Regions from separate parts of the Homo sapiens genome. Here regions 1 and 3 are each linked to region 2. The links are chromatin loops, found by intact Hi-C in ENCODE. Cell type or tissue: PC-3. All regions are shown on one strand. Each heading gives the region's core, and the rest is flanking DNA. Links, peaks and the distances in the headings are about the cores only. Region 1 overlaps CREB5 (cAMP responsive element binding protein 5). Region 2 overlaps CREB5 (cAMP responsive element binding protein 5). Region 3 overlaps CREB5 (cAMP responsive element binding protein 5).

The links. A loop is a pair of places that touch in the nucleus more often than their neighbours do. Peaks named below come from ENCODE experiments on the same cell type or tissue, not always from the same donor. Only the 100,000 strongest peaks of a DNase experiment are listed, where the experiment ranks them.
Region 1: a loop joins it to region 2, with 8 times the contacts of the local background. A loop is called at or near these places in 1 of 110 quality-filtered maps.
Region 3: a loop joins it to region 2, with 4 times the contacts of the local background. A loop is called at or near these places in 1 of 110 quality-filtered maps.

What each region holds. Positions count from the first base shown.
Region 1 is chr7:28,801,492-28,808,389 of GRCh38, forward strand. CREB5 (cAMP responsive element binding protein 5) reads left to right here. Exons shown (of 11, transcript NM_182898.4): 8 at 2,708-3,031. Among named protein-coding and RNA genes, the nearest start is that of TRIL, 150 kb to the right of the region's middle. In PC-3, for the core only: no CTCF peak of the experiment used is centred there; DNase peaks (open chromatin) are centred at 3,630 and 5,560; H3K27ac peaks cover 1,043 bases.
Region 2 is chr7:28,726,508-28,733,405 of GRCh38, forward strand. The region is part of intron 7 of CREB5 (cAMP responsive element binding protein 5); the gene reads left to right. Among named protein-coding and RNA genes, the nearest start is that of TRIL, 230 kb to the right of the region's middle. In PC-3, for the core only: no CTCF peak of the experiment used is centred there; a DNase peak (open chromatin) is centred at 2,954; H3K4me3 peaks cover 340 bases; H3K27ac peaks cover 1,129 bases.
Region 3 is chr7:28,662,135-28,669,032 of GRCh38, forward strand. The region is part of intron 5 of CREB5 (cAMP responsive element binding protein 5); the gene reads left to right. Among named protein-coding and RNA genes, the nearest start is that of CREB5, 250 kb to the left of the region's middle. In PC-3, for the core only: no CTCF peak of the experiment used is centred there; a DNase peak (open chromatin) is centred at 4,227; H3K27ac peaks cover 1,522 bases.

The sequences.
Region 1 (6,898 bases), core at 742-5,741, 75 kb after region 2:
GCAATTCCCCAGATTTTCATTTCTTTGCTGTGCCATAGTCAAATAAAAGTTTTTAAAATTACATGCTATTTTAATTCCACAGTTACAAAATTATTCTAGTTATTCTTTCATCTCTCCATATACATATATAGAGTTGTCTGGAATGCTGTTCACCCACCAGATATAAACAACGCATTTGGCTTCATTGTTGCTGACTTCATTGCAAAGCATTGCTTAAATTTTTATAATAAGCATTTTTATAAAAACAATGAAATCATTGCTTAAAATTGGAGATGAGAAGTGTTAGTTCACTTTTCTGTTTAGAAGTAAACATGGCCGGGTGTGGTGGCTCACGCCTGTAATCCCAGCTCTTTGGGAGGCCGAGGCAGGTGGATCACGAGGTCAAAAGATGGAGACCATCACAGCCAACATGGTGAAACCCTGTCTCTACTAAAAATACAAAAATTAGCTGGGCATGGTGGCACACGCCTGTAGTCCCAGCTACTCAGGAGGCTGAGGCAGGAGAATCGCTTGAACCCGGGAGGCAGAGGTTGCAGTGAGATCTTGCCACTGCACTCCAGCCTGGCGACACAGCGAGACTCCATCTGAAAAAAAAAAAAAAAAAAAAAAAAAAAGGAGGAAACACAGTACCCAGCATCTAATCTTTCCCAGACATTTAGGATGCTGAACTTCTTCAGGATTATGAAGGTCAGTAGCTGTTGTGCAGTATCTGTTGCTCATGAAAGAGGTGAGAAGTAGACTATGTGGCTACCGAATCGGGATGACAAAAATATTTTAAATGATGACCGCATATTAACATACAGTCTACCATCCTTTCCTCTTGTTTTTTATTTATTTTTTTTCTTAGCAGGTAGAGGCTCTTTATGTTTAATTAAGGATTTTGATTAATTGAATTGGTATTTTTCAATAGTGTATGTAACTGGTTGAGAATCATTAATATTGTACAGTGTTAGAGCATAGTAGCTTTGATCGTCATTTAAATACAACTGTTTCCTTGCCCAGCAATTATACACCACTATCATGAATCAGATAAGAACACAAATCTGGAAAGAACTTGCAGTCCCCTGGTAAATACTTCATGAAGGCAATGGGAGCTTGCCAATTAGACAATCATCTCTGCATAAGATATATTTCCAACGAGTAACTGCATTATACAGTCCTTAGCACATTATGCCCCTCGGGATATGATGATAATTGACTGTGTCACAGAAGAAACAATTTTGAAGAAACTGGGACTAAGCTGATTATCAACTGAATCTTTAGAACGGGGTTAGCAAATGATGGCCCAAGGGCCAAATCTGGCCCGCTGCCTAATTTTGTCCAGTGTATGAGCTAAGAATGGTTTTCAAGTTTTAAGTGACTGGGGAAAAAAATCAAAAGTAGAATAACATTTCTGACATGTAAAAATTATATGAAATTCAGATTTCCTGTCCCTGAAGTTGTATCAGAACATAGCAGATTCATTCATTTATACATTGTCTGCAGCTGCTTTTGCACCACAGTATCAGAGTTGAGTAGTTGTGACACAGAAGATAAGAGAAGAAAATACTGACTATCTGACTCTTTATAGAAAAAGTTTGCTGACCCCTCCTTTAGACTCAGGTACAAGTTATTTGTGTGCATGTCTGCTTATGAATGGATAATGCTTTTGTGTTAGAAATACATCTGGCCAGTTGATGTGGCCATCAAAGGAGGTGCAATACTTCATATTCTTCTATTTTCCTCACTCCCTTCTCAAAGTCAAAAGAAAGCTATTGAGTGAGAAAAATTAAGAGTATTGGAAGGGACCATAAGAAAAATCATGGTAACAGAAAAGACCTACACATTACCTCCGAAGCTTGTAAATTACTAACTCTAATTTTAAGCCCTAAAATCAGATTAGCTCTCTACTTTTTAAAATTTGAAATTATTTATTCTCTGTGTCTGAGAAATATTTTGAGAGGCAAGAGCATTTGTTCTTGTGACTCTTACAAGATACAGTGGCTGGCCGGGCACGGTGGCTCACGCCTGTAATCCCAGCACTTTAGGAGGCCGAGGCAGATGGATCACGAGGTCAGGAGTTCAAGACCAGCCTGGCCAAGATGATGAAACCCCATCTCTACTAAAAATACAAAAATTAGCTGGGCATGGTGGCAGATGCCTGTAATCCCAGCTACTCAGAAGGCTGAGGCAGAGAATTGCTTGAAGCTGGGAGGCGGAGGTTGCAGTGAGCCGAGATCGCACCACTGCACTCCAGCCTGAGTGACAGAGCAAGACTCCATCTCAAAAAAAAAAAAAAAAAAAAAAATTAAATACAGTAGCACACCAGATGGAGTCTCTTTGTTCAGTGCTATCACCATATTGAATGGTGCTCTTTGGTGTATGCTTGCATTCAGTTGTAGATACGATATAATGCATGATTGGATAATAGGAAATACCTTTTAGTAGAATGTATGATTCTTGATAGGATATCCTGCCCATTGGCTTTGACAGTTGAATTAACCTATTTGGCTGACATTGACCCTCCTACTGACCACGATATATAAGAAAATATGAAATTAATATAAAAGCTATCTTGTACTGGTAGCAAGATAGCTACTGGTAGGAAACATTAACAATAGCATCGTAAAATATAGAATTGAAAATGTGAGTCATTTTGCTTTTAAATCTCTATCATGTACATGACTGACTTCAGTTGTTCTCTCTCCTCCCTTTTGTTCTGTTTCAGAGGTTGAAGGCTGCATTGACTCACCACCCTGCTGCCATGTCAAATGGGAACATGAACACCATGGGACACATGATGGAGATGATGGGCTCCCGGCAGGACCAGACGCCACACCATCACATGCACTCGCACCCGCATCAGCACCAGACACTGCCACCCCATCACCCTTACCCACACCAGCACCAGCACCCAGCACACCATCCTCACCCTCAACCCCATCACCAGCAGAACCATCCACATCACCACTCCCATTCCCACCTTCATGCACACCCAGCACATCACCAGACCTCGCCACATCCGCCCCTGCACACCGGCAACCAAGCACAGGTAGACCTTTTCCGTGATCTCTTTCCCCTTCTTATTCTCCTTCTTAACAGTGCAAGCTCTAATGCTGGGGTCATTTGCAGCAATCTTGTTTGACAAGCCCAGGTGTTCTATCTCACATTCTAGGGGCTCTGTTTATCTCCTAGGAGGCAAGCCTTACCCATAAGACCCTACCAGATCATAATTTCTATAAATAATACACTAAAAAATATCAGGTCTAGTCTCTAAGGGCAAGCATAAACTTTAAGTTCTCCAAAATCTATTTTTGCAGTGTGTCAGAAAGTTAGCCCCTCTCAAAAGTAATATGAATCAATGGATTAGGAAGAACTTAAGCTTGTGAAGAAAGATGTGAATTAAGAATGAGAAAAACGAGTTAATTCTAACCCTGGTTCTAGCTGCTATGTTTTAAAACATCATAGAGACTCAATTTTGTCACCTGTAAAATGGAAGTTAAATACAACAGGCAATCTTCTGAGTAACAGTGAATGTTAAAAATCTAAAGAGTAACAATTCAAGGCAGACAAAGAAGCTCCATCATGGATGCTAGGGCGTAAGGTGCTGTGTAAATGGTGAAGAGAGGTGACTCATCCCCCTGAATGAGAAATGCGTTGGAGGGAACAGAAAGAGAGCCAAGTTCTGTAGATGATCAGACCAAGAGAAAGGCCAAATCCCAGTGGGTGAGAGTCACCAGGAGTGGCTGCAAAGAAAGCCAGCATTTAGACAAAACTGAAAGAGGGTTGGGGGACCAGGCAGACATTATGTCACCCACGGCCAAGAAGAGAGGCGAGTCCTGTACTGGAGTGAGTTTTAGTAAGTGGATGAAGGGCATGTCCAGGAGCATGGCTGGGCCTAGACACTTTGGATCCTCAAGCAGAATGACTTTCATCCATACCTTCCACCCAGTCCACACTGCCAGCTTCCAACCAGCTGAATCAGAAGGGTGTCGGAAGCATGGAACCGCCAAAAAACACTTATTCACTGTCTCCTCTGTCATCTGCCTCTGGAGACGTGACTTTATACCCGGCAGCTTTTTGAACTCTTGAGCCCCCCTCCATTAACATGCACCAAACCTGGACAGCCATCCACAGAATGGGTCAGGCACAAGCAACTCTCGAAGCTATTCATTAGATAAACTGTCTTTTGCAAGGTTCTTAGAGGTGTTCTACATTGTGAATAAGAATTGAGCATTAGAATGAGATAACCTTAATTTTTTTCCTGCCTTCCTCACTGTGTGATTGTGAACAGAAACAACCTCTCTACCCCTCAGTTTTCCCATCTGTAAAATGGGGCTGGGTAATAGTAGACTAAACTCCTAGGCTCTTATGAGTATTAAATAAGAGAATCTCTGTAAAGCCCTTGACACAGTGTTCAAAATATGTTATTCCAAACCAGTAGAAGTTTAGCAAATTGTATAGCAATCAAATGCTATCCAGAGAACATTTTTAGTCACATTTTTAGTCAAACGCCATACTAGAACATGTATTTAGAAAGAAAAAAAAAAACTACAAAGTCAATGATGGGCAAATTGATTCACATTTGTACTTAGTTTATAAGGAAACGAGAACATCAAGGTTTGGTTGCCTTTATGGGCAAGTTATTTCACAGAGCAAGTTATATAACAATTCTTTGAATATAAAAGCCATTCACTAGCTAATTACCAATTAGCCAATTGCCCTCTGTTTCAAGTCAGTAAGTGGCCAATAGTATATGCAATTAGTTAATTGCTATTATAATTAGCTTTATGAACAGTTGCTTTTTTTAATTGTATGCTAAAAAGAAAGAGCCCAGGTTGGTCTTGCTAAAATTTGAACCAGATCATTTAGGCAGTATCCCAAAATACCACTCTTAAATTGTATTAACTTGGCTGATTACTGAGATCTTGCCATTTTGCTTAATTGTATGATTATCTGAAAGTAGGAATAGAATCCTTTGAACTCTGAGATTCTAAGGTGATTTGGAATAAAATCTGCCTTTTTGAAATTATAATTTATTACTTTTGATCAAAATTTTCAGAGCATCTATGCCAAGAGAATTCTGCTTTAAAAATAAAATTACAAGCGACAATAATTACCAGGTATACAAATTCTGGTTTTAGGGTTGTATTTGCATTTTCTCCTGGCTTCTTGTGCTCCTCCTGCATGTAAGGATGTGATTGTAGAGTGCTGGTTTCAAGGAATTTCTCTTAATCAATCCTGAACCTAATTACACCTGAAACCACGTCACTTATGCCTTTGGGTGAAGGCACAGGAAAAGTATCATGGGTTACAGGTTGATTAAACTTAGGGTAGGAGGATACAGAATTGAAAGATAAGTCCCTGCAATGGAGATTAAAAATCAATTTTTTCCTATTTGAGGGTTTTGTCTGGGGCTGGCAATAAGAGATTATAATTCACAAAAGGAAACAGTTAAAGGCAAAAATATCCGAGCAGTTAGCACATTCCCTCTTAATGCTTTTCTTTGCAGTAGTTAGCTCAGGAATTAGCATCTGGAATGACAAGTGCTAAGCCCCTGCCAATAACAAGGATGACGCCTTCACTAGCAACTCTGATGAGTAAGACCTTAGACAGTTAATTTATTTTGTTATTCCTCTATAATCGGGAGGAAAAGAGTCACCAACAAACAAACAGTTCTAGAAAATGTCTTTGCTGGCCTGGTGCGGTGGCTCACGCCTGTAATCTCAGCACTTTGGGAGGCTGAGGCGGGTGGATCACGAGGTCAGGAGTTCAAGACCTGCCTGGCCAAGATGGTGAAACCCTGTGTCTACTAAAAAACTACAAAAATTAGCCAGGCATGGTGGCAGGCACCTGTAATCCCAGCTACTTGGGAGGCTGAGGCAGGAGAATCGCTTGAACCTGGGCAGCAAAGGTTGCAGTGAACCGAAATCGCGCCACTGCACTCCAGGCTGGGCGACAGAGAGAGACTCCGTCTCAAGAAAAAAAGAAAATGTCTTTGCTTTGCATAAAATTACTAAGATGCAGTTCAACCTCAACCCTGGGCCTGATTCTTTTACAGTTAGTCATAGATGGTTTGATAGAGTTTTGGATTAAAATACATCACCATCAGTCAACTGATGTCAACCAGTAGCCATTATTAGTGCAATTACAGTCATTCTGATTGATTTCAATCATAGTGCTGCAATGTGGTAGAAAAGATTGTTGAGCTTCATTTTTAAAACTTTTGGCCTGTTATTTCTGCAGGTTAAATGTCTCTTGTAAAACAACTTTATAGGTATTACCGTCATAAACCTGAGTGACTAAGAAATGGGAGAGGAAAAAAAAAAACACCTTTTATTGAGAATGAAGAAGGAGGAAGGAGTGAAGTGCATGAGGGAAAGCATTAGGTGTCCAGACATATAAAGAAAAGAGTCAGGTGTAGAAATTTCACAAGGTGCTGTGTGTCTGCCTTATGAATAGAAATAAAGCTCTATGTGTGGGGGTCTCCAAGCCTTAGATGTTGCTGAGTCCCACACAGACCTTGCAAGGACTCTATAAGCATAGTAAAACTTTTTAATAAAGTGCTTTGCCACTCAGGATTTCCTTCTAATGTAACTGTATGGTAATGCACAAGCAACTCTCACTATCTCACACACACACAGTGTGACAGGGCTCAGTGCTGCTTCAGGCATCAATTTAATGCTTTCAAAGGCCCAGCTTCCCAATCACCTAGAAAGCTCTCCTGGATCTCCTTTCACCCTGGTGAGCGCTCTGAGGGGCAGGCAGGCCCGGCTGGAGTATGCAGGTCCAGCTAGTCCTCTGCATTAAGAACTGTGTAATAGTCAAAATAGGATTTCATCTGCTTTCCTGGCTTCATGGGCTTCTTTTCATAGGAGTCACAGTGGCAACGATGTCCCAGAGGTATGTTAGGAACACA
Region 2 (6,898 bases), core at 650-5,649:
GAAATACAAAGTAGTGAAGGAAAAAAAAAACTTGCACGATTTTAATGTCAGCCAGAGCCTCCCCAGGTTTCTCTGAACTATGGGCTTTGTTGTTCTATGCCTAATTTTCTTCCTGTGTAAGACTGGAATGGATTCCAGATTTCAACTAAAACTCTTGTTTCACTGTTTTCAAGGACTTTTCCAAAGGTCACACATGGACTATTGTGATGAATGCACTCTGCAGGGTGTGTTCCCAGAGCACAGAAGTAACCAGAGAGCTGCAAGGGAGGTGTTGCCCACACCAAAACACTGCAGACTTATTCCCCTGGGGACAGTGCTGTCAGAGTGTCCATTTCAAGCTCCCTGTTGGCCACAGACAAAAGCCATTATCCTAAATCTCTGGCGAAACTTGGAGGTCTTAGAAGTGGACAGAAGTTTAAGACAGGATTGCTTTAAATGCACAATTTTGTTAGAATTTTTCTGAGTAGTGATTGCCCATTAGAATGCATCTGTTTTCTTTGCCCCCAATTAGTAATTTCTATTGTGAGAGCAAGCAAACCCAGTGCCTTTATCAAGTTCTCCAGCGCATTAATCTAGGACATCCTAGATCAAGAAGCACATGTGCAAATCTTTTGATTTAATGTACATTAGTATCAATGTACTGTAGCCACATCTGTCCAAGCTATTTTTATCATAATTCTGGCTAATTATAATTTCATTTTATGGATTCATTTTCTGAAGAATTAAGTCAACAGACATGGCTTCACAATGCACGTATTGGATTCCTTTTGGGGGTCAGAGCAGACTCAGAGCTCTGAGAGGCTTCTGTCTTTCTAACCTCTCAACATCATAGGCTCTTCCTTCTAGATTCCTGGGAGCAATACGTGTCTTAGATGAAAGTGGGATCTGCTAGAAAGAAATTCACTGATAGATACCTGGTGGACATTTTTAACATTCAAAGGGGAAAAGGAGGAAAGGAAGGGGTAGGGGAAATGCAAACCATCCCGGGACACATTTCCAGTCTCTATAGCATGCAGATGATTCTGTAGTAATGTGGTTATGGTGTTCTCAGAGTTATGTAGATATGTGTTCATTTCTATTTATGGGAATCAGACCAATTCTATTAAGCTTTGAAAGAGGTTTTTGTTTTTATTTTAAAGAAACCAGTAACGATTTGGAAGCTAAATAAGCAGTGAGGGTTAGGGGTGGAGATGTGGCCATACACCTGTCTTGTGTCTCATTAACTATGAGGTGGCTACTACTGTATAGGACTGATTAAAATGATGGAGGGCTCTGACCACTCTGCCCAGGTTTCACCTTAAGTTTATTCAGAGTTAGTGAAGGCTAGAGAGTGTTGATACTAGGAATGACAGTAGGAAAAAGATATGTACAGGTGTGACCTGATTTTCTCCTCAGTACAGCCCCACAACAGAGATATTGTCCCTGTTTGTTTGTTTGTTTGTTTGTTTGTTTGTTTGAGGCAGGATCTCACTCTGTCACCCTGGTTGGAGTGCAGTGGCATGACTATGGCTCACTGCAGCCTCGAATTCCTGGGCTGAAGCAATCCTTCCACCTCAGCCTCCTGAGTAGCTACGATTACAAGTGTGCACCTAGCTAGATTTTTTTATATTTTTGTCGAGACAGGATCTCACTATGTTGGCCAGACTGGTCTCAAATTCCTAGCCTCAGGAGATCTTCCTGCCTCAGTCTCCCAAAGTGTTGGGATTATAGGCATGAGCCGCCATGCCTGGCCTATTGTCCCCACTTTACAGCTGAGGCAACTGAGGCTACAAACGGTTAATAAAACTGGCCCAGTGACACAACACTTAGCAAAGACTAAAGTTTCAGACTCCAGTAACAAAGCTTTTGATCACAACATTGATCCTTTGGATAAAAATATCATATGGCTACCAGATAGATGTCAGTAACCAGCAGATTAAATCAGATTCCCTTGGGTTAATTTATATTTACATAAAAATGGGAGACAAGGATGGCAAGGATAGTTTATACCTCCAAATAACCTGGAAAAGATGTAGAGTGGTTAGCAGCATTCCTGCTTGGTTTAAACAGGACTCTGTAGCCTCACTAACTGGTACAGCTTCACTGTTCTTTATCCAAACACATTCTTGTCTTGACTTTTCTTATTTTACACGTGTGTCTCTCTCGATTGATTGAAAACTCCTTGAAGATGATCTTTGCATCGTGCAAGCTCCTTGTACTGAGAAAGGCCCCATGAATGAGAAATGAATTTGAGTTTGAGTTGAGTTGAATTAAAATAATGGGAAGGAACAAACCCTAGCAATGCTGATGAAGGTGGGGTGAAGTGGGATAAATCCAGATGAATTCTAAGCTAAGTAATCAGCCTATCAAGAGTAGTTGACTTCATTTGATTTCTTTGAAAAATACCTAAATCTGTCATTTTTTTTTTCCTGGAGAGAAAAGCAGTATGTCTGTTCCTTTGAAAATAGAAGTTGGAATGTCTTTGTCCTCCTTGGAGTTGAGCATCAGTACTAAATGCTATTTCTTCCATTGTGTTGGACTGGTCATGCTGTATTTTGATCATTTATTGTCAATACCTCGTCTATAGTTAGGTTTGCAATTTATTGAATAGATACCTAAGTACATGCATTAATGAATCAATGAAAGAAGCTAAAAGGATGAGAAAGACAAGGCATCTTAGAAATGGAGACTACTTAGTTAGAACCTTCTCCAATTCCTTCTTTTCACAAGTGAGGACACCGAGGCCCACTAAAGATTTAGGGAGATAAAGCCATATTTTAAACACAAAACTGGACCCTGAGCTTGGGCCTTCACATTTCTACCTAGAATTGTGATTTCTCTGTCAGCTGCACTGACACATTACTAACAGTGCTTCTGTCGGCTCGTGGTTTCCTCCGCACAGCCTGGCAGACAAGAACTAGGGAGGTATGGTGAGCAATCCGTGGTTGCATATCCACTTCGTTTTGAATGTCAACCTGGGTGTGTTTGTGTTTGCCTTTCCCCTCCCTAATTATCGAGCTGGATAACTGTTTGCCTACGGTGCCCCTTGGCCACCCACTGTCCAACAGATAAATCACAGAGGAGCCTGGCTCCAGATGGAGTTGCCTGGAAAGCTTATACACATGAAAAGACAGTCTCCAGGTAACATCTCTCTGGCACTCCTGAAAAATGCAGTTCTTCGATTTGCCTATTTGCTTTAATCATCCCCAGCTTCACTTCCTAAAAGTCCAGGAATAAAAAGCAATGAATGAATAGGCTGTCTGCTTCTCAGAAGCTTTGTGACTAGGAAAGAAGTGCTATTGACTTTAAAGAAGCTCTCATCAACTTTTGAATCATGCCAGCAGCCATGTGACCCTGTAGCCTGTGATCAAAACATGATGATGATGGGCTGAAGTAAGATGACCACGTTTCTCAGAATGCTCCTCCCTCATTGCTGTGAAAACCACTGTCCACCATGCAGATGAATAGGAATTACATAAGATTCCATGACAACAGCAGCAACAATAGCAATCTACAGTCTCACTTGTATGTATGCTGTGTCTCACCTTAAAAGCGATTTTCCTTCTTAAAACACCGTGGTAGAGAGTAGTTATTGCCAGCCTGAATCAAGCACTTATGTATGTGGTAGGAGCTATGTTAAGCATCTTGCAATATATTCTCAATTTTTAGAACAATTTGATGAGGTAGATATTCTTTTTTCTTTCTTTTTTTGTTTTTTGAGACATCCTGCTCTATCAACCAGACTAAAGTGCAGTGGAGGGACCATGGCTCACTGCAGCCTCAAACTTGCAGGCTCAAGTAATCCTCCCACGTACTAGGTGGTGCAGCTAGTAACTAGGACTGCAGATGCGCCACCACACCCAGATAATTTTTTTTTTTTTGAGACAGAGTCTCCCTATGTTGCTTAGGCTCATCTTGGAACTCCTGGGTTCAAGCAATCCTCACACTTCAACCTCCCAGACTGCTAGGATTACAGGCATGAGCCACCACGCTTGGCCCAGATAGTGTCCTTAATCTTATTTTACGAGTGAATAAACTGAAAGGTTGGGTATGTTGTAGAGCATGCAGTTGGTAAAATATGGTCTGGGATGTGAACCCAAGCACTGGGCTCCTGGTTCTAGCCCTTAATTGTAATGTTTAGCCAGCAGTAGGGATTGTTATCCTGTGAGTTTACATTAGTAGAGCACTTTACAAATTGCAAACTGCTTCCATGTACATCATATTGTTGGGGCTTCATAGCAACCCTGTAGGATCAACAGGGAAAGTTACTATGCTTGTTTTATAGACACAGAGAGGTTAAGTGACTTTTCCAGGATCACTCAGTGGTATAACCAGGACCTGAGCCCAGGTTTTCTTTGATTTTTGTCCTGTTTCTATTATATCATGCTATCCCTGGCGTTCCCATGGTAACTTATTCTGAATAAAAGCATGCCTTTATAAAAATAAAGCTCAGTTGTATAAAGTAAGATTAGGCTCAAATTAGTAGCTCAGGCCCCACCACCTCTTTGCTTATGCCTATTAAACTCTCTAGACCTCATCAACTAAATATTGGAGAGGAGTCTTCTCTAAATCTCTGTCTGGCTGAGACAAGTGCTGAATTTGAGTTTAGCTATTGTTATTAAAGAATTAAAAGCAATAGCACTTTGAGACTAACACTGAGAGCCAACAGAAACCCCATCTCCTTTCTGCTGGCTAGAAGTATGACGTTTTATATGCCATTGCCACTTTGCCCATTTAAACTGTAGAAAGTTTAATTTAGGAATATATCATGTCATCTTAAAAATAAAATGTAAATGATTAGATTATGAGGTCATTGATAAGAGAAGGGCTAGCAACCATCTATTTATATTTCTACAGAAAAGAATAAGTTCTTACAGAGTTTGTATTCCATGACCTGATCAGAACTCCAAATACACGAGAATATACATTCGATTATGTGTCTTGAAAACAAGAATTGAGAGATGATTAATTGCCTATGAATCACCAAATTCCAAAACAGGAAGGGAGTTCGGGGATTCTTTTGGCAAAATCGTTTCTTTTGAGAAAAAAAGGCCTGAAGTTCAAGTTAATAACTTGTCTAAGGTCAAGAAGCTAATGAATGGAAGAAGGAGAATTAGAACCCAGGTTCCTGATTTTCAAGTGTGTTGAACTTCCCTCTGTATATACTATCAAGTTTGATGGGGAAAGTCATCCGCTGGTTGCTGTGAGAGTGACCTTTCTAAGGTGATAGCTTATGAAGCATTTTCTGCAATTTGGTTATTGAAGCGAAGTACACAGGGGTGAAAGAGGCCAATCAGCTTTTCCCTTCTATGTCAACTGGGAATTGAAGCTGATCATCAAATTCCCCGAAGGAATGGGCTCAATTCTCTATGATTCTTCCAGAGACTTGGTGGTCTTGACTTGGCTTATTTGCCAGCCAGCGTACGAATACATGCTGAGGATTTCATCCCTTGGCACCTAGTACAAAATGCCTTGGTTTTGCTTGTCACCAACCCAAATCCCCATGTTTTCTCGCTGTTTTCTTTGTGCCTGCATGGGTCTTCCTCGGGTTCTAGAGCTCCACATCATGCTGGGTGTGGAGTGGTGAATGAGCCCACTGCTCACACAAGCACAGAGGGGTTTTGAAACGCCCCTTTCCATTCCATCTTTTCTCTTGGCCCTACCTTCTCCACCCTCACAACCGGCTCCTTGTACACACACTCAGACATTCTCCTAGGACTCATTGTCTTCTCGGTTTTATTTCTTTCTCTTTCTGCCAGTATCCACCCTGTTTTGGTAACCACGGCAACTGGTGAAATACAATCCCAATATTTGCTAGCTGCCTCTGTCACCCAGCCCAGCACGCGCATTGCTGGGTCTTGTTTTTATGTTTGTTTAATGTTCCTGAGCCTGAATTCAGATGCATCTGGGCAAAAAAAACTGCATATGGTTTGGGTCAGAACACCCCCTCTCAGACAAAGTTTTCAAGAGCCTCTTTCTTGTGTATTTGTGGACGTGTGAGCACGCGTGTGTCCCTGTCTGCTTTGGAACATTGTGCGAATAAGTTCAGCTGTGTCAGAAAAGCCAGGAAAAAAAAAGGAAATTTAACAATCTTGTTACAGGGAAGTTCTGCTTTGCAGAGATATATTTTGGTCATTTTCTTGGAATGTTTGTAGCTTACACTTCCAAGATTTTTGCCAGCACAGCTAATAATGAAAGTTTGCTTTGCACTTTGGGATGATGACTCTGTCTTGCTTTTTTTTTTTTTTTTGTGGGAAGCACAGAAGATCTATCTGGAAATTTGTGCCTTGATAGGGATGGAAGGTGGGGCATTCGGGTAGACAGAGGAGGCAAAGTTTTCCTAAAGGTTTAGGGTTGTTTTTTTTTTTTTCTTAAAACCCAAGAATCCAATCTTGAAATTTAAACTACGAAGAGTATGTTTTCCCTTTTGGTATCCTTTTAAAATTGTCTTTTTATCGCTTGTTTGAGAAGCTGGATTGTACTAAATGATTGTTGTATTGCTGTAGTGTGAATAAGATGAATCATTAGCTTCACAGGATACTTAGGTCCCAGACAATAAAGGCATGCCTCAATTATTTTTATTTCAAAACAGCATACACAGTCCCCAGGACAGAAGTGTTCAAGGAGGATGAGATTTTAATCCAACTGTGGCCTTGTATTCCAGAGATTAAAAAGTGCAACCAGAGAGCCGAGTCAGTAACCTTGATTTCAAAATAGAGCCAGGATCTGAGGTGTAAGGAGCACACTTGGGTAGAATTTCAGAGCTGGTAAAGTGTTTCACATGCACCCTTTTCTGGAACTTCCTTCTCCCTTTTGGCACCTTGCATAGGAACATGTTGCACCCATGTTTCCAAGGTACCTGAGCCTCAGTTTGGTCCAGTGTTCCTACCAGCCCCTTCTCCTCCACTCATCTCTGCAC
Region 3 (6,898 bases), core at 1,158-6,157, 64 kb before region 2:
TACAAGAGTAGACAAAAAAGGAGCAGAAGAAAAGCCAGGTCATTCCTTTGATGATCTAATGGGTTGAAATGGTTCCTTATCACTCAGGGTCAGCCACCAGCCTTGATTTAAAAGGTGAGAAAACACCTAACATGGTTTGGACAAGACGTTGAAGGGGCCTGGGCTTTTACGAGGCAGAGACCTTCAAGTACCTAAAAAGATCTAAGGATAAGTGACTTCACCAGGTGGCCTCGCCCCAGCTCAGCACTGTATTTCAAGCTACTGAGAGGAGTTCCAAACGCAATGTGGGTTAAGTGCGCTCTCGTGCTTGCCTCGGCAGGAAATGGCGGTGGTTAAACTTGGCCCGCTCAAACCCGTGCAGTGCAGGGTTGTTGATTTTTGCTCCCCACAGTAAGTCTTCGGGGGCCAAACCATAAAGCTGACTTGTCATCTCTCTCTGAAAAGTTTGATTTAAGCACTTACCTACAGACGATGAGCTACTCAACCCCCAATTCCAGCTCCCCCCAACACACAGCCCTAAAGAGATGACCTGTGAATATGCTGGGAGGCGCTGAGGAAGTTCCGTCTCTGTTTCTCTCCCCAGGAAGGATAAGAAAGGGCAAAAAAGCTTTTGGTAAATGAGTTAGCTACTGTCTGCCCATTTTGCTTCACTGTCAGCTTTACTATTTAGTACTCATTGATTGATGCAGAGGATGGTATACATAAGGGTGTCGGTATAGATGAAAGATCAGGCTGGGCGCAGTGGCTCACACCTGTAATCCCAGCACTTTGGGAGGCTTAGGTGGGTGGATCACGAGGTCAGGAGTTCGAGATCAGCTTGGCCAAGATGGTGAAACCCCATCTCTACTAAAAATACAAAAATTAGCCAGGCGTGGTGATGGGTGCCTGTAATCCCAGCTACTCTGGAGGCTGAGGTAGGAGAATCGCTTGAACCTGGGAGGTGGAGGTTGCAGTGAGCCGAGATCGCACCACTGCACTCCAGCCTGGGTGACAGAGCAAGATTCCATCTCAAAAAAAAAAAGAAAGATCGAAATGTTCCTCATACTAAAATCTTAGAGGAAAAGCTCTCCCTTCATTTTATTTTTCTTGAGACAGGGTCTCACTCTGTCACCCAGGCTGGAGTGTAGTGGAGTGATCTCAGCTCACTGTAATCTCTGCCTCCCAGGCTCAAGCGATTCTCCCATCTCAGCCTCCCAAGTAGCTGGGACTACAGGTGTGCACCAGCAAGCCAGGCTAATTTTTGTGGGTTTTGTAGAGATGGGGTTTCACCATATTGCCCAGGCTGGTCTCAAACTCTTGGGCTCAAGAGATGCACCCTGCCTTGGCCTCCCAAAGTGTTGGGATTATGGGTGTGAGCCACCGCACTCGGCCAGCTGTCCCCTTTTGAGTGAAGGCTGAAGGATCCTTTAAGTCAAGAGGGGACCACAAGTCTCTGGTCTAAGATTCCGTTTTCATATTTGCCAGTTGGAACCATCTCTGGTTTCTACATGGAAGTATCAGAAACTGAAAGCCTGCTTTTACATGGTGATCTCTTTTCTTTACACATATAATCCTAGTATTTATTTTTCTTCTGGAAATTTAATGTTTGTGATCTGTAATAGATAGAGAGATTCTAATCATCTCTGTTTACATTTGTGTGTTTGTGTTAATTTATTCTTTCCCCTTCTCTCATTTGCTCATAATAAACATGTTCTTCTACACCTTGACTTCTTTCATGTGCTTTAGTACTGCAGGTACTGCTGTTTCATTGAATGGGGGCCTTAGTAATTACTATCCCTTCCCAAAGTGCAGGCTAAATTCTTCTGTGGGAGAGTGTTATAAGTGCTTCTCAAACTTAGCATGCAGAAGAATAACTGGAAAACCATACAGATTCCAGGACCCCACCTTCCCAAAGATCTCAAGTGAGGTCTAAGAATTTGCATTTCTAGCAAGTCCTTAGGTGATGCTGATGCTGCTGGTCCCAGGACTTCAATTAGGACCTGTACTTTCCTAGAAACCCATGATCCAGGACTTTTCTGCTCACTTGGCTTCTAACATCTCTCTTTCTGAGAGCTTTCAACTTCATCATGAAAAACAAGTTGAACAGTGATCTTGTCCATAGAGATAGAATTAACATTCTTGTCTTCTAGCTATGTGTCACATCAAATCCTTGGTTTGATTAGCTTGAAGAGCCAATTCAGCCCTTCAAGTAAAACTTGGTATTTTAGATTCTAAATCTTTTCCAGTTTCAATGCCTTGTAGGACTTTAAGAATAATGCTTGTCTAAGAAAAGATGAAAAATACATTTTTTTCCTTCTTTCTCTCCTTTCCTTCCTCTCTTCTTTCCTTCCTTTCTCTCTCCAAGTATGAAGGTTTGACTAAAATGAAATTTCCCATTTTATTCTTCTGACTTCTCTTGTGCCTACCGTTTTTCCATCATAGTTCCTGTGTTCCTAGGGAAAGGGTGACCATTGAATTGGAAGACATGATACCTGTGTACTTAACATTTTCTCAAATGTGATAATTTGTGATTTTCCTGAAGTATGCCACAGGAGACTATTTCAGCATGCCGTCTGTTTTTTTCCAAAGATTCACCAAGATTCATAAAAGATTAGGAACAGAACTCTTCTAGTCTGCATTAATGCATTTTGGTAACAAAATGGACAGCCCTTTCATGTGGAGAAGGGGAAATTAATACCCCAGAAGAGCAAAAAGGGAAGAAAAAGAGAGTTTTAGACGTAGTGTATTCTCCCAGAAGTCACAGAACAGGTACAAATAATGAGGGTTGTAAAAGGAAGACAGACCTGGCTAAGTGTTGTGTCAGGGAAGTCTGTGATCTCAGGCTATTAAATATTATCCGGCTCTTTCTGGTCATCATAATTCAAAACCACAGGACAGTGTGGCAGTTGTGAGCCAAGTGGTTATCATGCCTTTGCCCAAAAGGCTAAGAAAAAGACAAAAGCTGGGAAAGATCAGAGAACATATTGGGTTGCGATAAGGAGGTTATCTCATTTCTCTATGGAAGCATCACAAAATACCTAGCTTGACCTCTGCTGCTGGGTAATGAATTTCCATGAAGGACCATCAGGGAGGGCCAAGGAGGTGTATGGGGAGGATGGGGTAGGGGAGAGCGGAAACCAGTGATCAATGTTGCCTGCGTCTCCTACAGCCCAGCTAAAAGGGCCAGGCAGAGTTGCATTAAACCTGATTAGAAAACTCTGCTTAATACATTAAAGAAACAACTTGCAGAAACATCTACCTCCCTTCCTTCCTCCCCCAAACAGTAATGAGTCCAAATTGCTAATAAAACATAAAAACTCAAAGATGTTGTACATGGGCCATTTTTCTGAGCTGGTTATTTTTTATGTCAGTTTTCCCACAGCTGTGAGCATGCTATAACTATCAACTTACCAAATGCCCTAGTTTAAATGAAACTTACAAGAATGTATTTAGGAACTTTATAAGAAAGTAGGGGGAAAAACAGACAAGCAAGATTATCCATTTTTTTCTTTTGGTAAGAAAGAGGAATTTGGCAGGATATAGGGGGAACATGGCTTGAACTGATAATTCTCAGAAAATAGTGGTTGAGAGAATAGAAGATTTATCCATCTTCTTGCAAAGCCATTATTCAAAGATCACATTTAGCCTTCAGCTGCTTGGGAGGCTGTGGTGGGAGGATTGCTTGAGCCCAGAAGTTTGAGACCAGTCTGGGCACCATACTGTAGGCATGATCTAAATTCTGAGGTTAACTTACGCAAGTAGAATTAAGAGGCAAGTCTAAAGCACAAGGAAGAACAAAGAGTGCTGCCGACACCCTTAAAAATATCCCATGTAAAAGTCATTCCACCCATGATGGATTAAATGGCCTAAACTTTCTAAAGAAAAAACAGTAAGAAAAATCTATTTTTTGCTGTCTTTTTTCATTTCATCTCTCAAAAAATAGTAAACATTTTTATTTGGAAATCTGTGAATGTTGAGTTATAAGGAGCGATTGCCAAAAGTTTGGATAATAAATGAGAAATACATGTTGTGAAGATGAAACTTGCATGTCATACCCAAAATCAGAAATTGAGCTCTGTCCCTCTGTGTGCTCAGCAACACCATTCAAGCTACAAAACACCTTAGGGATATTTAATGTTCTGTGCCCACCCCTTATAAATGTATATGACTCAATATCCCCAATGAGTAATGTGGCCAGCAGCCATACCACCTTCAGCTAAGCTCTCATAAGCTGAACAGGGTTGGGCTAGATCCCTGTTCTTATGAGAGACCTCCAAAGAAACCCTGGAGGTGTCAGTGATGATTCAGTGGGTAGTTCCCTGACTTGAGTCAGTCCCAAATCACTTTCCTTTCCTGATGTTAACGGATCCTTTACATATGCAGGTGCGGCTTTTTTGAGAATCAGTCCAAACCCTGTTTACTTTTAAAATATATATATTTTTTATTTAAAATAAACGCCATGGACCAGATAGCCCAAAGAAAGGGAAGAGGAAAAGAAAGGGTACAACAGAACAGGAGAAAATGGATACATTGCAAGCTAAATCCCACTTCAACAAACTTTGTCAAACTTGGGCATGGTGGTTCACGCCTGTTATTGCAACTACTCAGGAGGCCCAGGCAGGGGGATCAGGATCACCTGAGCCTAGGAGTTCAAGACCAACCTGGGAAAATAAAAAATAAAAAAATTAGCCAGGAGTGTGTCCCAGCTACTTGGAGGCTGAGGCGGGAGGATCAATTGAGCTCACTTGAGTTCAAAGCTGCCGTGAGCTATCATTATGCCACTGTACTCCAGCCTGGACAAAAGAGAGAGACCCTTTCTTAGGAAAAAAAAAAAAAACCTCAAAATGATTTCCCTAGTTATTTGATTATAGTGGAGCTTGCTTGTCACAAACTTTGCTTGGATCAAATAGGTCACCAGCGACAAGACTTGGGGATCTGCTTTTTTGTGAAGAGTGAAACGAGGACTGATGCTCTTGGAATCATGTAGAAAATTCTGTCTGACCGTGAACAAGCCACTGTAAACAAATCCGAAAGATATACACCTTCAAACAGTTCTCAGATGCATGCTGTCCCTGGGTGGGGCTGTTGAATCCCACTGTGGGAGCTGGAATGTCAATCAGAATTATCAAGGATACTATTTATTGGCATGAGTGTGTTCTTGTAAGCACTTACCCTTCCTATCTAGTTGCTCGAAACTGCCAGCAAGTTTTGTTTGGGGCAATTAAAATGCTATGTGACCCCTTAGAAATTTCTGTCTTGAGGGTGTTCAAATTTTTAAAGATACAGAATATTTTGAGGTTTTGGAATAAAAAGCACTTGTTAATATATAAAAGAAACTGTGGGCATATTTCCTTTCTTCCATGAAATACGCTTAGCCTGCTTATATCCTTTTTAAACCAAGGATATGAATAAATCTGCCCAAATATTTTCTTTGGGATGGGAATCATTCTCTAAGTAGATGATGTTTTAAAAAAATAAAAGAGAGAAAAGAAAAAAAAGATGAAACCGTTAAAAAAGAAAACTTCTTGGTGTTATATAAGAACTCATTCTGTTTATTTGTAAACTCACAAAATGTTTCTAAGTTTGCAAATAAAAATTTTTCTATACAACCATTTTTGAAGCCGAATCCAGCCTGTCTCCTTAAAATGACAAAGCCGAGGAAACGAAAACAAATACCTGTTTAATGGACTCGAAATTAGTCCACATTTATACTTTTCTTTGAGAAATATGTTAGACTGAAAAATATGGCAAGTGGTTAATATTTGGTTCTTATTAACAAAGTTTTCAAACTTTTGCTTTGCCTTTAAAAAGGAGAATATTTACATTATGTGAGACAATTTAAAGGTTTAAAAAATGCACGTCTGCCTTTCAGTCACATGAAGTTAATCATACTTCTTCTTGCATAATTTCCCCAGCCTTGAGTACTACAGAGTTGTATACAAAAATCACACATTTTCATAAACCAATCTATAGTTAGGTTGTACCACGTTTAAGTCTCTTATAAACTCTACTTGTTTCAGGACTCATTGTTATGAGGACACGGAAAGAAACTTCATGAAGTTTCCCTTCCCAGGTCTAATGCATGACCTCACTTTATGCTGTTCAGTTTTTATTAAATTCTTTGCTAGCTTAATGCTAAAAGATATATAAGAAAACTAATAAAAAGAGTATAGCATCTTTTAATTGAAGGAAAAAATGAGTGCTTTGCATTCCAAAATGAAGGGTCATATATTCTTTTCCATTGTCTGGGTTTTGTAAACATCTCTGGACATGTCAAAGTTTATTTCTCATTATTTTAGTAATTACTTTTATTATATGTTTGTAACTATACAGAATCCTATTTTAATTATGCAACTGTGAGTGTGGTTTTATACGATGACAAAAGAATTGCTATGGCCAATGAAATATATGTTTTCCTGTAAAGTTTATGTTACAACAAAAAATACTGATTTAATCTTTAATATAGTAAGGAAGGGAGAAGGAAGTATGTACAAAAACCAAAACAAAATGAGTTCACAAAGGGTTAGGTTTTCTTCTAAACAGATTTGGATGAAAATAGGTTTTATTACATTGAAAGCAACGGGGAGTATTTTAGGTAGGAACTATCTGGTTCTTTGATATTATTTCTATAATTTCAGTCTGTATTAGAATCAGATCATATTGTTAGGCCTCAAGCGTGCCATGGCATTCAGTTTTACCGGTGAGTGAGAGTGTGAAGTTTCATGTCAAATTCATCACAATGCTCTGTCCACGGCCCGCTGCTACCCTCCTCTTTCAGAGGCTGGGGCCCTCTTGCTGACCCTCAGTTCTAGACCTTGTCCTTTCACTCTGCCCTGCTCTGAGGCCCCGTGTAGTGGTATCCTTCCCAGTATGCAACACGAGAAAGGCACCAATACTGTGCATCAGAAATTCTTAGTCA